Linked DNA regions of Homo sapiens: regions 1, 2, 3 and 4 are each linked to region 5. Evidence: chromatin contacts called from ENCODE Hi-C or POLR2A ChIA-PET data. All regions are on one chromosome and are shown on one strand. Each heading gives the region's core, a stretch centred on a gene start or an enhancer-like site at or near the end of the contact. The rest is flanking DNA. Distances are from core to core; before and after follow the strand shown. Region 1 overlaps SAMD7 (sterile alpha motif domain containing 7). Region 2 overlaps LRRC31 (leucine rich repeat containing 31). Region 3 overlaps GPR160 (G protein-coupled receptor 160). Region 4 holds the start of MYNN (myoneurin). Region 5 overlaps SLC7A14 (solute carrier family 7 member 14).

Region 1 (2,700 bases), core at 182-2,681, 630 kb before region 5:
CCTCCTGACCTCATGTTCCGCCCACCTCGGCCTCCCAAAGTGCTGGGATTACAGGCATGAGCCACCGCGCCCAGCCCCATAGCCCCTTTCTTTAAATGAGTTGGACCAAGGTGCTGAGATTAGCTGGCGTTAAACCTACTGTCCCCCAACTATCCTCTTACTCCCCATCTCTGCCTTAGGTGCCTACTCAGCAACTTCTCACCACTCACCTCCTGTAGGTAGAAAAAGAAATTCAGCAGAAAAAAAATAACAACTAAAACCCAAAGCCCCAAGTGCAAATGAACTCTTTTAAATAGGTGTAGAGAAAGGATTGGTGGCTCAGCTGTTAAGGAACATTCAGGAGAGCCTGCAACATATTTTGTTCCAAGTAAATGTCTAGTTCAGAGGACTCAGCAGATAAAATATCCTCTCTCTAAAAAGAACTGAAATTACTGAAAATATGTGCACATTTATATCATTACACATGGCCCAAACTGCTCTGGTGAGAAAGAAGGGGGTACATCTGAGCGACAGGGACATGTATGTGTCCTCGCCCCAGGCCCTGAGTACATCCACCATGGCTGAGGGTTAGATCCTCACACATTTCAGTCCCCTGGCTGCCAGCCTACCTCTGCTTGAAAATTTATCCACGTGGTTCCTCCTTTGGATGCTCACAAATTGTCAGGTGCACACTACCACACCCAGCTAATTTTTTTTAAAGAGATGGGGGTCTACTATGTTGCCCAGACTTGTCTCAAACTCCTGGGCTCAAGTGATCCTCCAGCCTTAGCCTCCCAAGTAACTGAGATTACAGATGTGAGCCACCGCACCTGGCTCTTTAATTTATATTAGCCATTTTCTATAATTTGCTTAATTAAAATAGGAAAAGAAATAATTACTTAATGCAGTTTGTTGGGGGACGGCTGGCTCAGCGCTGAGAGAGGTGGCCAGGGAATGGTGGGAGCTGCAGTGGTGGTGGCAGTGGCTGGGGTGATAAGCACAGCCTGGGGCTGCCCCTCCTCGGGGGCCATGCTGCATTGCACTGCATGGGTAGCCACGAGCGAGTCTAGGACGCAACGGGAACTGTGGAAGGTGCATCCACAAATGGACCAATGTGTGTAATGATGGAATCTCCTTACTAACCATTACCACTGCCTCTCCTTGATAAGTGAGCCAGAGAGTGAGTGGGTCAGGGGAGAAGAAAAGAGGTCAACATGAAGCTAAAGCAGCGAGTCATGCTGTTAGCAATTCCTGTCATCTTTATCTTCACCAAAGTTTTCCTGATTGACAACTTAGATACATCAACTGCCAAGCAGCGTTTCACTACTTGATCCCCTGAGGGCTTTTCACCGAATGATGACTGGCTTGTGGATGGAGCTGTCACCCAAGTTGGACCACACGTTGCAGTCTTCCTAGGAGACTGCAGCCCAGTGGGTGGTTCCCCAGGAAGTGTACTGTGAAGAGACACCAGAGCTGGGGGCAATCATGCATGCCATGGCCACCAAGCAAATTATTAAAGCTGATGTGGGTTATAAAGGGACACAGCTGAAAGCCTTACTGATCCTTGAAAGGGAACAGAAAGTTGTTTTCGAACCTAAGTAGTATAGCCGAGACTATGTAGTGGAAGGGAACCATATGCCGGTTATGATAGACACAATGCGGAGGTAGCAGCCTTTCACTTGGACAGGATTGTGGGTGTCCCAGAGCCCTGCTGATGGTGGGCAGATCCGTTCATCTTCAGACAGAGATCAAGCCTGTTACCATGGAGCAGCTGTTGAGCCCCTTCCTAACTGTAGGACACAATACTTGTTTTTATGGGAAGTGTTATTACTACCGAGAAACAGAATCAGCTTGTGCCGATGGAGACACAATGGAAAAATCTGTCACACTTTGGCTTCCAGATGTGTGGCCTCTCCAGAAACACTGACACCCGTGGGCCAGGACTTACTGAAAAGGCAAATTGGCCAGGTGGGAGTATGATGAGCGCTACTGTGAGGCTGTGAAGAAAACGTCCCTTTATGACTCTGGCCTGTGCCGCCTGGACACCATTAACACAGCTGTCTTTGATTACCTGATTGACAATGCTGACTGCCATTACTATAAGAACTTTCAAGATAATGAGGGCGCCAGTATGCTCATCCTTCTTGATAACAACAAAAGCTTTGGGAACCCCTTGCTGGATGAAAGAAGCATTCTTTCCCCCCCTCTATCAGTGTGGCATCACTCAGGTGTCTACCTGGAACAGACGGAACTACCTAAAGAATGGTGTGCTGAAGTCTACCTTAAAATCTGCCATGGCCCATGACCCCCTCTCCCCAGTGCTCTCTGATCCTCGTCTGGACGCCATGGACCAGTGGCTCCTGAGTGTCCTGGCCACCGTGGAGCAGTGCACTGACCAGTTTGGGATGGACACTGTATGGTAGAAGACACAATGCCTTTCTCCCACTTGTAACTCTCAATAAAAAATAAGTGAAACTTCTTTTTACAAAGATAGAGAAGCAGCACAATCAATTCCAAATGGTATGAAATGGATTGGAAATGGCCAGCAGCAAGTTCTGGTGACAGGGGACAGGGTGGCCTTGGATGTCTTTGGTGTTTTCTGTAGTAGAAACTAAAGCAAAGACCACAAGTTTCTGAGCATGGAGATGTTCCTGCTGAATCACCTTCTGAATTCCTCAGCAATTGCCCATTCTAGCAATAGGCATCATAGTTGGTCAGTCT
Region 2 (2,700 bases), core at 127-2,626, 720 kb before region 5:
TAAGAGACACAGAGATCAATAGAACAGAACTGAGAGACCAGAAGTAGGCCATCACAAATATGGCCAATTGATTTTTCACAAAAATATAAAGGCAAATCAATGGAGAATGGATAGTCTTTTCAGTTAATGGCACTCAAATAATTGGACAGTAATATGCAAAAATATTAACCTCTACCCATACCTCATACCTTATATAAAAATTAACTCAAAATAGGTAATAGGTCAAAATATAAAATGCAAATACAAAGCTTTAAGACAAAAATATGGAAAAAATCTTTGAGAACTTAGATTTGCAAAACGCTCTAAGATGCAACACAAAAAAACTCTATTCATCAAATTAACAAATTGATAAATCTTTATCAAAACTGAAAGCTTTGATCTGCAAAAAAACACTATCAAGAGAATGAAAAAGCCAGTGGGACAGACCCAGAGAAAATAATAGCAAATTATATTTCTGATAAAGGACTTACTTGTATTCAGAAAAATCTAAAAAACTCTCCAAACTCATCAATAAGAAAACAAACAATCCAATTTTTTAAATCAGGCAAAAGATTTAGAACAGACATTTCACCAAAGGAGCTAAGAAATGAAAATACACACATAAAAAGATGTTTGACATCATTGGTCATTAGGGAAATGCGAATTAAAATCACAATGTTTTGTCCCCATCTTCTAATTACAATCATTTTTGCTATAACACTTGTTTTGAAAACACAAGTTTATTTCAATGAGATTGAAATGTCAGGAAACAATCTGAGTATAATGCAAATTTCTTGTTTGCATTATGCACACAATTTGTCCACAGGAAACACTAGGTGAACATATAAAACTGTCCCCAGCTGAATTGAGCTGCATATAGAAATAAACAGCCTGGGCACGGTGGCTCACGCCTGTAATCCCAGCATTTTGGGAAGCCTAGGCGGGTGGATCACCTGAGGTCAGGTGTTTGAGACCAGCCTGGCCAACAGGGCGAAACCCCGTCTCTACCAAAAATACAAAAATTAGCCAGGCGTGGTGGCATGCCTCTAATCCCAGCTACTCAGGAGGCTGAGGCAGGAGAATCTGTTGAACATGGCAGGCGGAGGTTGCAGTGAGCCAAGATCATGCTACTTCATTCCAGCCTGGGTGACAGAGTGAAACTCTGTCTAAAAAAAAAAAGAAAGAAAATGCAGACATGCACACACCTCATGAGGACAACAACCCTCATCTCTCCACACACCCTCTTTCCACCAATGGAAGTGTGGACAGGCCACTTCTACAAACTTCAGGTCTTTCTCGGGAAAATGTAATATTTGCTCATTTCTTAACTATTTAATATGTAAAACTGTATTGCTATTTTTCATAGCTTCTGTTTTTTAAAATATGCCACTGATGAAGTGTTTGAGTGCGGTGCTTCCAACCGTAAGTCCTGTGGTTATTACTGAATAATTCTTGCATAACACATGATTTTTAGGCCCATGTGCCGTGTCATAGCAAAACTGACTAATATATACACTGAGAACACAGATACAACTACCTGGAGTGACTGTTCTGGCCCTTCATTGGGAGGCGCGCTCATTGCTTTGGAATTCCGGCTGAATAGTGATTGGAGTGTGGGGACAAGGCTAGATGGGAGCCAGAGAGAGTACTCTCTGATTCATTGTTTTATAATGGGAAAGTGGAAACATAGAATGAGTTTTTTATTTTGTTTTGTTTTGTTTTTTGAGAAGGAGTTTCGCCCCTGCTGCCCAGGCTGGAGTGCAGTGGCACGATCTCAGCTCACTGCAACCTCGGCCGCCCAGGTTCAAGTGATTCTCCTGCCTCAGCCTCCCGAGTAGCTGGGATTACAGGCATGTGCCACCATGTCCTGCTAATTTTGTATTTTTAGTAGAGATGGGGTTTCTTCATGTTGGTCAGGCTGGTCTTGAACTCCTGACCTCAAGTGATCCGCCAGCCTCGGCCTCCCAAAGCGTTGGGATTATAGGCGTGAGCCACCGTGCCCAGACACATAAAATGATTTTAGGGAATATTTGGGTAGCCTCAATCCCACAGTGCAAAAGTTATTCCTTATTCAATTATCTTTCCATCTTTCTAGACTGACATGGAAAAAGGGTCAGATTGTTACTACAGTATGCCTTTAACCCTCTCATCTTTTTCTAATAGAGAGGAGCCTCTAATCAAAGCCATCAGCAGTCTAGTATCTGTGAGAAGTGATACCTGTATTTCAGTTACAGTGATAATCAGTTTCCTGTTTAAATAAAAGCATTTAAATTAAAGAGTCAATTTAAAGGAAAAGTTAAGCAATAGTGCTGGAACCATGTGGATGGGTGAGATGTAGATGACTGAAGTGGGAACACTCACGGACCGCGGAGGTGTGGAACAGAGCTGTTTGCCTTTCAGGAACCTCCCCACCTATCTATATCCATATCCTTTTAGGAAATGCCTTCCACTGTCATGTGGTTTTAGAATTGCCTTCGCTCATTTTAATTAGACCTCTCGGCAGATGTTGGTGAGAAGGGAATCTGCACAGAGGGCTTCACCCCAGGTCTGGTACCTCCCCCACCTCCCCACCTGGTGCTTTGCAGGGGCCGCACCCACTGCTCTGTTTGCCAAGACCGCTTGGGAACAAGTAGATACACACCCAGGAGAGCCACATCCTCTGTCACCAGGGAACAGCTGCTCAGCCTCAGCACTTGAAGAGACATGGAAAGCTTTAGTGTT
Region 3 (2,700 bases), core at 14-2,513, 520 kb before region 5:
TGAGGAAATGAGAGTCTTGTGTTTAGTCTCAGTGCTTCTCTGTCAGACGAATACAAGCCGCGTTGTCATTTTTCTCCCATGCTGCCTATTTTCTCACTTATAAGGAACTTGTTCGCTACCCCCTGCAGTTTGACAAGAATGGAGTAGGTGTGGGCAGGCCTCAGTAGGGAAAAGGAATGGCTCCAAACTCCCACACCATTGGGTCTTTGTGAGTAGGCAGGTGGGTCTTGTGCACCTTGGCGGTTCCCCAGGGTGTCCTGCAGGGATGGGGCACCAAAAAGGCCTTTAACCCTTCCCCTTTAAGCAGGGGACCCATGTGGATCCTGAAGTTGTGCATCAGCTCACTGTAGCTGCTCTGAGCTGGACCCCAGCCACTCTGAGGGGTTCCTAGGACTTGCAAAGGGCCCCTCTCCCCCATCCTTCTCTGCCTACCACTCTCCTGCTGATGACAAGTCCACTTCTATACACTGCTTAGGCACAGCCCCCCAAGAAAGCTCTGCAGGGATGAGGAGCTGAGGCACCCGCATAGTCCAGCCTTAAGGGGTTTCTGTGATGCAAGTCCAAGGGTGGCTTAATTTCCTTGCCTTGAAACTTTCGGTTAAGGGTCACGGGGCAAACATTCTCGCTTCTGTGAATAGCTGGAGTTTCATGACAGTTGAAGTTTCTCTTTAGATCTTTGTTTCCTTCCCCTGAGTTCTGCATTTTCTTCCCATGTACGTGTGCCGTGGAGGAGAATGAAAAGAGGAAATGGCACAAAAGTGAACCTTGTTGGGTGGCTTTCAGGAAATGTCAGGTGCTGTTGTGGGCCTTTGTCACTCGAGTTGTCAGTCTAGGTGTGTGTGTAAACGGACATGGAATAAACAAGGGCTCCAAGTGGAACAGCTTGTTTTGGCCAAAAGAAGTGAGTTCAGGCCGAGCATGGTGGCTCACACCTGTAATCCCAGCACTTTGGGAGGCCGAGGTGGGTGGATAGTGAGGTCAGGAAATCGAGACCATCCTGGCTAACACGGTGAAACCCTGTCTCTACTAAAAATACAAAAAAAAAAAAAAAAAAAAAAAAAAAAAAAAAAAAAAACCAATTAGCCAGGGGTGGTGGCACTCGCCTGTAGTCCCAGCTACTCGGGAGGAGACTCGCTTGAACCAGGAGGTGGAGGTTGCAGTGAGCCGAGATCACGCCACTGCACTCTAGCCTGGGCGACAGAGCAAGATTCTGTCTCAAAAAAAATAAAAAATAAAAAAAGAAAGAAAAAAAAAGAAGTGAGTTCAGAGGCTGACATGTTTTGTGAATGCCAGACCAGCGGCTTGATGGGATCCTTTCTGGAGAACTCTGCGATTCAGGTTTGTGGCTGTGTGCTCCCTCAGGTGATGATTAACCCCCTTGTCAAGGAAGAGTGGGTTAATTGGTTATTAGCCAGAGCAAACAGGGAGAGGCCAAGCAGTCTTGAGTATGGACTCAGCCAGATCCCTGGGTTTCATTTCTGGTTCTTCCACCACCTGTGTGACCTTGACTCATTTTTTAAAACCTCTTTGTACCTCAGTTTCCCCTATGTAAGCTAGAAGTAATAATAATACCTACATCATAGGGCGGTGAGGATTCAGTGGCACGTCAAGTGCTTGTAACAGTGCCTGGCATGGAGTAGGATGGATTGTGAGTTAGCTATTATTATTGTTGTTGTTAGAGCCCTGCTTCCTTTACTTTCACTTTTACTGGGGAGAATTTCCCCCACATAATGTTAGAAGAAAGACCACAGGGAAGAAATGCATCTGAGCTCTGACCTCTGTTCGTGGAGTGAGCCATGGGCTGCCCATCTGGGTTCCCACATGGCCTTAGGGAAATGTTCTCCATGACAAATGCTAACAGGGTGTTTGGTGCAGCAGCAGCTTTGGAATTGATGAGAACTGGGCCACAACTTGTGACTTTGAGCCAGGGCTTTGGCTTTGTTGTTCGGGGATTAAAATCTCCACTGACTGTGGAAAGGAGTTGGAATCCCCTAGCATTCATGTGGATACAAACTCCAACCCCTTATGAGAGAGCGGGCTAGTGTTAGCTGGGACACAGGAGTCCCAGCCTCAGCTATGCCACCGCCTGGCAGGGGTTTAAGGCCAGGTCTTCTGGGCAGCCAGTGCCTCTTCTGTCACCTGGGGATAAGCATATCTAATAGGAATGTTGTGAGGGGCTAACAACATTTTATGAAATCCTGACACAGACACAGCAAAGTACAATGCCTGACTTGCCCCTTAGTAGTAAAATCATAGAACAGATACATTGAGAGGCTTACTTTTTAACTTGGAAAAGTAATATAGATGCTGTTAACTAATGTTTATTTAATATTTTATAGTTCCTAAAAGGGCTATCTGGTTTGATCTTTAAACTAGCAATGCAGGTTTCTGTTTGTTTACATTTGTTTCGATTGCCTTTGGCTGCCTGTTTCAGGAGAGGAGGTACAGAAGTGAACCCAGGTTCAGGCCAGAAATGAGAACATGGAATGGCCTTCATTTTACTGTATCAGAGAGGTAACATGAGTTCTTATTCTTTATGCCCTTAAGTAATTCTGAGGAGGAAGCACTTTAGAGATTGATAGCTAAGGTGTTGCTGGGAAGCTGAAAGCATCCATGGTGTCCAGGGAAGCTGAATGGAGGGCCAGTGATTCCCCTCCAAGCAGCAGGGCAGAGGTCTCCCCTGTCGACAGCCCTTGCCTG
Region 4 (2,700 bases), core at 71-2,570, 790 kb before region 5:
CAGCTCTGTTCAATTGGGCATAGGCTATTTTTCCTTTTCTGTTTTTTTCTTTAAATACATTATATTCATTCCTCTCAATTTGATAATAATCACTTGAGAATTGCGAATTGACACTTACATATCAAGGACTTTACAAAACCCTCTCCAAAGTGGGGTTTCCGTAGTGTAGTGGTTATCACGTTCGCCTAACACGCGAAAGGTCCCCGGTTCGAAACCGGGCGGAAACACACTAAAAAATCCCTTTTTTTTTTTTTTTTTTTTTCCTTCGCTTGGAAGAAAGCGTGAGATCACGCTTTGTTTTCTTTTGTTGTTTGTTTTGTTTTTTTTTCTGAGGGAAGCCTTAGCTTAATGTATGCCGGTCCTTCAAAAGACATGATAGCAATTTGAGAGTCTGAACTGTAAGTTTTTGTTACTTTATTCGTTCACCAAATGTTTTTATGGAAGCCTTGCCACGTGGAACATGTGTCCCGGGTTTTAAAAAATGAATTTGACTCACCAGCTAACACTGAAAAAATAATGTACAGCCTAGAAGGAAAGATCAAAGTGTAAAAGTGGTTAGTCCTGTCGCCTCCTGAGCATTTTTGTATTATATCACTTGGTTTTTCGTCTGAAGTGGCTGTAAATAATCGTATTAAAAATCTTCTGGTCCAGACGCAGGAAAACCTTTTCCGGTATAAAGCCCACCTTCCTCTAATGTTGCGCATGCCCACTGTGCCCAGCTGCTCCGCTTTCGTGCATCCCAGACTTCTGTCACCAGGTAAGGGCATCTTGGAAGCTGAGCTACAGTTGGCTGGGGCACAAAAAAACCAGGGGGTGCCAAGAGTTTTCAGGTACGTAAGCGGGAAAGGGGTGCCAAGTCTCAGCTAAAAAATCCCCTATGGCAGAGATCCGAGTACACATGCAGCAGTTTCCACCGGTGGGGCCCCGAGGAAGGGGAGGATGATGGGAGAAGACAAGCAACTACAAGCCCCCGCACGCAGTGCGCAGCTGGCTTCAGGAGAGAGGCCCGCGGTGCTGTGCTGCCGGGCCTCGGCGCAGAGCCCCGGCAGAGCGCCAGACGCTGACTGCCGGCACCAGAATGCTCGCGATGAGGAAGACAGGCGGAGCGCTGCGAGCTAGCGAGCCCTCAGCTCTCGTATCCATGACGCCTGCTGCTTCGGGGGACCCCTGGCATGCTGGGGAGTGGGTCTCTGTGGTACATCCTGTACCGCCCTGGCCGGCGCCGGACCCCCATGGCCCCAGAACCTCCCGCACTGCCACGGGAAGACAGAGCCGGACGTGACGCCACCGTGGAAGGAAGGGAGGGGCGGAGCGTGGCTCGGTGACGTCCTCCCAAGATGGCGGAGACAGAGTGAAGAAACTGTGTTCCCCCCTTGGGTTGCTATCGGTGAGTTCCTACTTCACCCCCAGCCCGCCATCCCGGTCTCTCTAGAGCCTGGGCCATCAGAGGGCAGGCTCCTTGGAGTTCCAGCACGGGTCGGGGCGCAGGTGGAAGGCTTGGGCTAGGCAGCCCCGGGGTGGCCTGGGCCACAACCTCTGCTGTGGAAATTCGCGGGAGTGGGAGCTGGGCAGAGGGCAGGGCGGCAGAAGCCGAGGAGGGACTGGCTTTGGTTGTCACTCTCGGATGCCGCCTCGCGTAGAGAGTGGGAAGGGAGAAGGTGTGGCCTCCTTAGCGCGAGTGATAGAACCTTTGACAGCAAGCCATGGCCGGGCGCATTCCCGGCTTTCTGGGCAGCCACCTCTCGTTTTGGAGAAACTGCACTGGGGAAACTAACAGGTTTTGGTGACTTGAGAGCAGTTTTTAAAAACTCGTACTGTTCTGCCCCTATCTGTCCCAAGAGATCATGTCTTAGTGGTTTAAAAAATTTTTTTGTAACATAAGTATGTCTACTGAGCTTGAAAATCTGAGGGTTCAACAGATGTGAAAGCGTCAGGTTTTGCTGTGCTTTTTGCAGGTGGTAGAAGTGTTGCCATTCACCGTCACTTATTGATGTGTCCAAAGGATTGTGTTAGTTGATCAAGGTAACCAAAGATAGAAAGGCACTCATCCCTTCATTCTTAACCATGTATGTTTGATAAGGATTTTCAAGGGGGCTAAAATTGTTTAAGTTATGTCCTCTGTCCCTTCCCTCACTGAACGTTGATGAGAACTTACGGTTACTGATTTACTGTTTCTTTTTGTCTTTTAGATCAAGGGTAAAATTCCATTCTGATATCAAAATGCAGTATTCGCACCACTGTGAGCACCTTTTAGAGAGACTGAACAAACAGCGGGAAGCAGGTTTTCTCTGTGACTGTACCATAGTGATTGGGGAATTCCAGTTTAAAGCTCATAGGAATGTGCTGGCCTCCTTTAGTGAGTATTTTGGTGCGATCTACAGAAGCACTTCTGAGAACAATGTCTTTCTTGATCAGAGTCAGGTGAAGGCTGATGGATTTCAGAAACTGTTGGAGTTTATATACACAGGAACTTTAAATCTTGACAGGTAAAGTACACATTTTATTTTCAGTTATAAAAGCTAGTCAGTAGTCTTCACAGCAAAAGTAGATTTGTATTTTTTCCATTCATTCTCTGAACTCAAATTCTTCACCTATTTATGCACACAATGTTTGTTTTTATAAAGAAATCAGTATCACTGATTTAGGATGAGCAGGCAATATTTTTCATAAGCACAGATAATAAACAGTAAGATTTCTGAC
Region 5 (2,700 bases), core at 86-2,585:
GGCTGGAGTACAGTGGCACGATCTCAACTCACTGTGACCTCTAGAGGCCTCCTGGGTTTAAGCGAGTCTCATGACTCAGCCTCCTGAGTAGCTGGGATTACAGGTGCACACTACCACTCCTGTCTAATTTTTGTATTTTTTAGTAGAGATGGGGTTTTGCCATGTTGGCCAGGCTGGTCTCAAACTTCTGGCCTCAAGTCAACTGACCACCTGGGCTTCCCAAAGTGCTGGGATTACAGGTGTGCACTACTGTTCCTGGCCAAGAAATATTATTTTCACCTGTAAAACTCCCTTTAATGGTTAATGTGCTGACCAAAGGAACCCTACTGATATTCTAGATGGTTTAGGTGAAGCTTCTTTTTGGTCATTTAACTTGAAGAATTGCATCTCAACCTCTCTTCTATCAACACCCTTCCATTTTAAAAAAAGTCAATACAATATTTGCCACCATGATGCCTTTCTATGCACACATCTGCTGTCTCATATCTCACCTTCACCTCCCTCCCTCTCTCTTACTGGTGTGTACCCCGCCCATTTGCAAAGATTTATATTGCTGGGCCTCCTGCTGCAAAAAAGGTGCACTCACATCAGTTCAACAAACACTGTTTGTTTGTTTGTTTTTTTTTTTTTTTTTTGAGATGGAGTCTTACTCTGTCGCCCAGGCTGGAGTGCAATGGTGCGATCTCGGCTCACTGCAACCTCTGCCTCCTGGGTTCAAGCAATTCTCCAGCCGCAGCCTCCTGAGTAGCTGGGATTACAGGCACCCACCATCATGCCCAGCTAATTTTTGTATTTTTTTTAGTAGAGACAGGGTTTCACCATGTTGGTCAGGCTAGTCTCGAACTCCTGACCTCAGGTGATCCACCCACCTCAGCCTCCCAAACTGCTGGGATTACAGGCGTAAGCCACCGCGCCCGGCCCAACAAACACTGGTCTTAAAGATTGTATATAAAGCAAATTTTTGCAAACAGAGTATCCCATTTTCACATTAAATAATACATGCACCCTCTTTGGTTTTCATCTGCATTTGGTTAGCTTTGATTCATAGTACATTAGATTTAGATTTATCTCTTCATCACATTCAGTCTTTGATGAACTGTGAACACACTACTGATAGGAATCCTGGTGATTTCTTTTATTAAATAACGAATCCTTATCAGTAAATAATTCCAGCCTTACTATTATGTTCTAGTGATGGATTTTCATATAAGAGCTATGTGTGGGTGTGTAACATTTATCTTTTCTCCCCATTTCACTTTTGAGTCACTACCCCTTTAAACCCATGTGTGACAAGTATGGAGCACAGATCCTCTCTCCAGTGTCGTCAGAGAGTGTCATGGAGTGGCGGGGTAATAAACAGCAGTGAATGCTACCTAAGCCAGCCCTGACCAGTGGGGAATTGCAGTCATAGAAATTATAGGTCCTCACTGGAGAACAGAAACTGATTCTGAATCATTTCCAGAGCCTCCGAAAAGGCACTTCCTGTTGTTAGAGATCTGTTGTGCTGAGGTTAGATTGTAGCTGCTGGTCCCTTGCTCGCTGAGGAGGCATGCAGGACTAGAAAGCACACTCTCCAGTGCTGGAGCTGGAAGAAACAATTGGATCTGACACTGTCATTTCATAGACAAAGAAACTGAAACCCAAAAGATGTGCCCAGGGTCATGCTGCTAGTTAGAGGCAATAGTCCCAGGACACAGGGGTCTCCCTCCAGTTTACTGATTTTGGTTTTATTTCATGAAGTTTATGTTTTAGCAGTTTATCCTTTTGCAGAGGCAAGGTAGCTTTCTACAAAGCCTCTAGTCTCTGAAGCCAGACAAGTCTGTGTTACAGTCCTTGCCCTACCTGTTACAAGTGTATATTCTTTCTAAGCACTGGTTTCTTCATCTAAAAAATGAGGATAATGTCCACCTTATAGGACTGTTGCCCTAATTTGTGTTAATGTATATGAAATGCCTGGTGCATACATATTAAAACGCAGTGTTGTCAGTACTCTAGGTGATGGGGGTGGACCAACTGCTACCTCTAATTTTAATGTAACTTGCACTTTCTATAGCACTTGTTTGGCAACTAAGTCTTTCCTGTCTTTCCTGCTTTGGGCTTTATGTAGATTCAGGCCCTGTAGGCCTATTTTGAGAAGTGAGTGGGTTTTTGTTTTGTTTTGTTTTGTTTTAGGACTTCTAGAAATTCAATAATCTGGTTCTTGCTACAGAAGCCTCGATTGTTAGAAGGAAATCTCTAGTCTCTTTAGGCTCTGAAGACCAGGATAGATTCTGTGTTCTGCCCTTACTATTTCAAGGCAACTTCAGTTGTTTCACAAGAAAGAGAACCAAGTTGGCATAGGAGGTGAGACATACAAGCAGGAAGTAGGAATCCCTGGCCTGGCAGGGGTGGGGTAGAGTAGGGTAGCATGGTAGAGGAGACCCTGCCTGGGCTCTTCGCTAGCTGAGATGAGCAATGCAAGGAGGTGATGGCTCTCAACTGCAGTAGTAGCTAAGAGGACTAGAAAATAAGTGACTAGTCAGGGTCTAGTCCTTTCCTTGGGAGTGGGGCTGCCATGGTTCTGCTGATCTGCTGGATTTGAGCAGGCTAAAGTTAAATAGAGGCAGTTGCAGATAAAAGACTGGGGGCTGCATGTGTTCATGTGCATGTGTCCATGGTGGTTATTTTCAAGCTAAGCTAGAACAAGATTTGTGCAAATTG

Evidence for each region. A loop is a pair of places that touch in the nucleus more often than their neighbours do. ChIA-PET counts read pairs that join two places held with the same protein, here RNA polymerase II (POLR2A). Pooled maps may share reads with other maps.
Region 1: a pooled map shows a loop between it and region 5 (3-fold over the local background). The contact joins two enhancer-like sites. A Hi-C loop is called at or near these places in 5 of 37 single-sample maps with no recorded cell type and 3 of 50 pooled maps.
Region 2: a loop to region 5 is called in a pooled map, with 3 times the contacts of the local background. The contact joins two enhancer-like sites. A Hi-C loop is called at or near these places in 3 of 37 single-sample maps with no recorded cell type and 2 of 50 pooled maps. POLR2A ChIA-PET finds 5 or more read pairs at or near these places in 1 of 52 experiments (K562).
Region 3: a pooled map shows a loop between it and region 5 (11-fold over the local background). The contact joins two enhancer-like sites. A Hi-C loop is called at or near these places in 12 of 37 single-sample maps with no recorded cell type and 8 of 50 pooled maps. POLR2A ChIA-PET finds 5 or more read pairs at or near these places in 1 of 52 experiments (K562).
Region 4: a pooled map shows a loop between it and region 5 (1.9-fold over the local background). The contact joins the promoter of MYNN here to the enhancer-like site in region 5. A Hi-C loop is called at or near these places in 4 of 37 single-sample maps with no recorded cell type and 6 of 50 pooled maps.

Annotation. Positions count from the first base shown.
Region 1 is chr3:169,930,805-169,933,504 of GRCh38, forward strand. The region is part of intron 7 of SAMD7 (sterile alpha motif domain containing 7); the gene reads left to right. It also overlaps the pseudogene FAM20BP1. Among named protein-coding and RNA genes, the nearest start is that of SAMD7, 21 kb to the left of the region's middle. Within about 2 kb of position 1,432, at least 4 of the 41 ENCODE cell types and tissues checked have a DNase peak (open chromatin) inside an H3K27ac peak, as active enhancers do.
Region 2 is chr3:169,845,500-169,848,199 of GRCh38, forward strand. LRRC31 (leucine rich repeat containing 31) reads right to left here. Exons shown (of 9, transcript NM_024727.4): 8 at 2,621-2,700. Among named protein-coding and RNA genes, the nearest start is that of LRRC31, 23 kb to the right of the region's middle. RefSeq lists a silencer at 1,663-1,820. Within about 2 kb of position 1,377, at least 2 of the 41 ENCODE cell types and tissues checked have a DNase peak (open chromatin) inside an H3K27ac peak, as active enhancers do.
Region 3 is chr3:170,044,373-170,047,072 of GRCh38, forward strand. All of the region lies in intron 2 of GPR160 (G protein-coupled receptor 160), which reads left to right. Among named protein-coding and RNA genes, the nearest start is that of GPR160, 7.7 kb to the left of the region's middle. RefSeq lists enhancers at 715-764, 1,344-1,844, 1,805-1,964. Within about 2 kb of position 1,264, at least 10 of the 41 ENCODE cell types and tissues checked have a DNase peak (open chromatin) inside an H3K27ac peak, as active enhancers do.
Region 4 is chr3:169,772,076-169,774,775 of GRCh38, forward strand. It overlaps MYNN (myoneurin), which reads left to right and starts at 1,321. Exons shown (of 8, transcript NM_018657.5): 1 at 1,321-1,387; 2 at 2,190-2,486. The coding sequence starts at 2,221. TRV-AAC1-1 (tRNA-Val (anticodon AAC) 1-1) reads left to right here and starts at 155; the gene lies at 155-227. RefSeq lists enhancers at 861-1,410, 984-1,487, 1,126-1,420.
Region 5 is chr3:170,562,801-170,565,500 of GRCh38, forward strand. All of the region lies in intron 1 of SLC7A14 (solute carrier family 7 member 14), which reads right to left. The region is part of intron 2 of SLC7A14-AS1 (SLC7A14 antisense RNA 1); the gene reads left to right. Among named protein-coding and RNA genes, the nearest start is that of SLC7A14, 22 kb to the right of the region's middle. Within about 2 kb of position 1,336, at least 3 of the 41 ENCODE cell types and tissues checked have a DNase peak (open chromatin) inside an H3K27ac peak, as active enhancers do.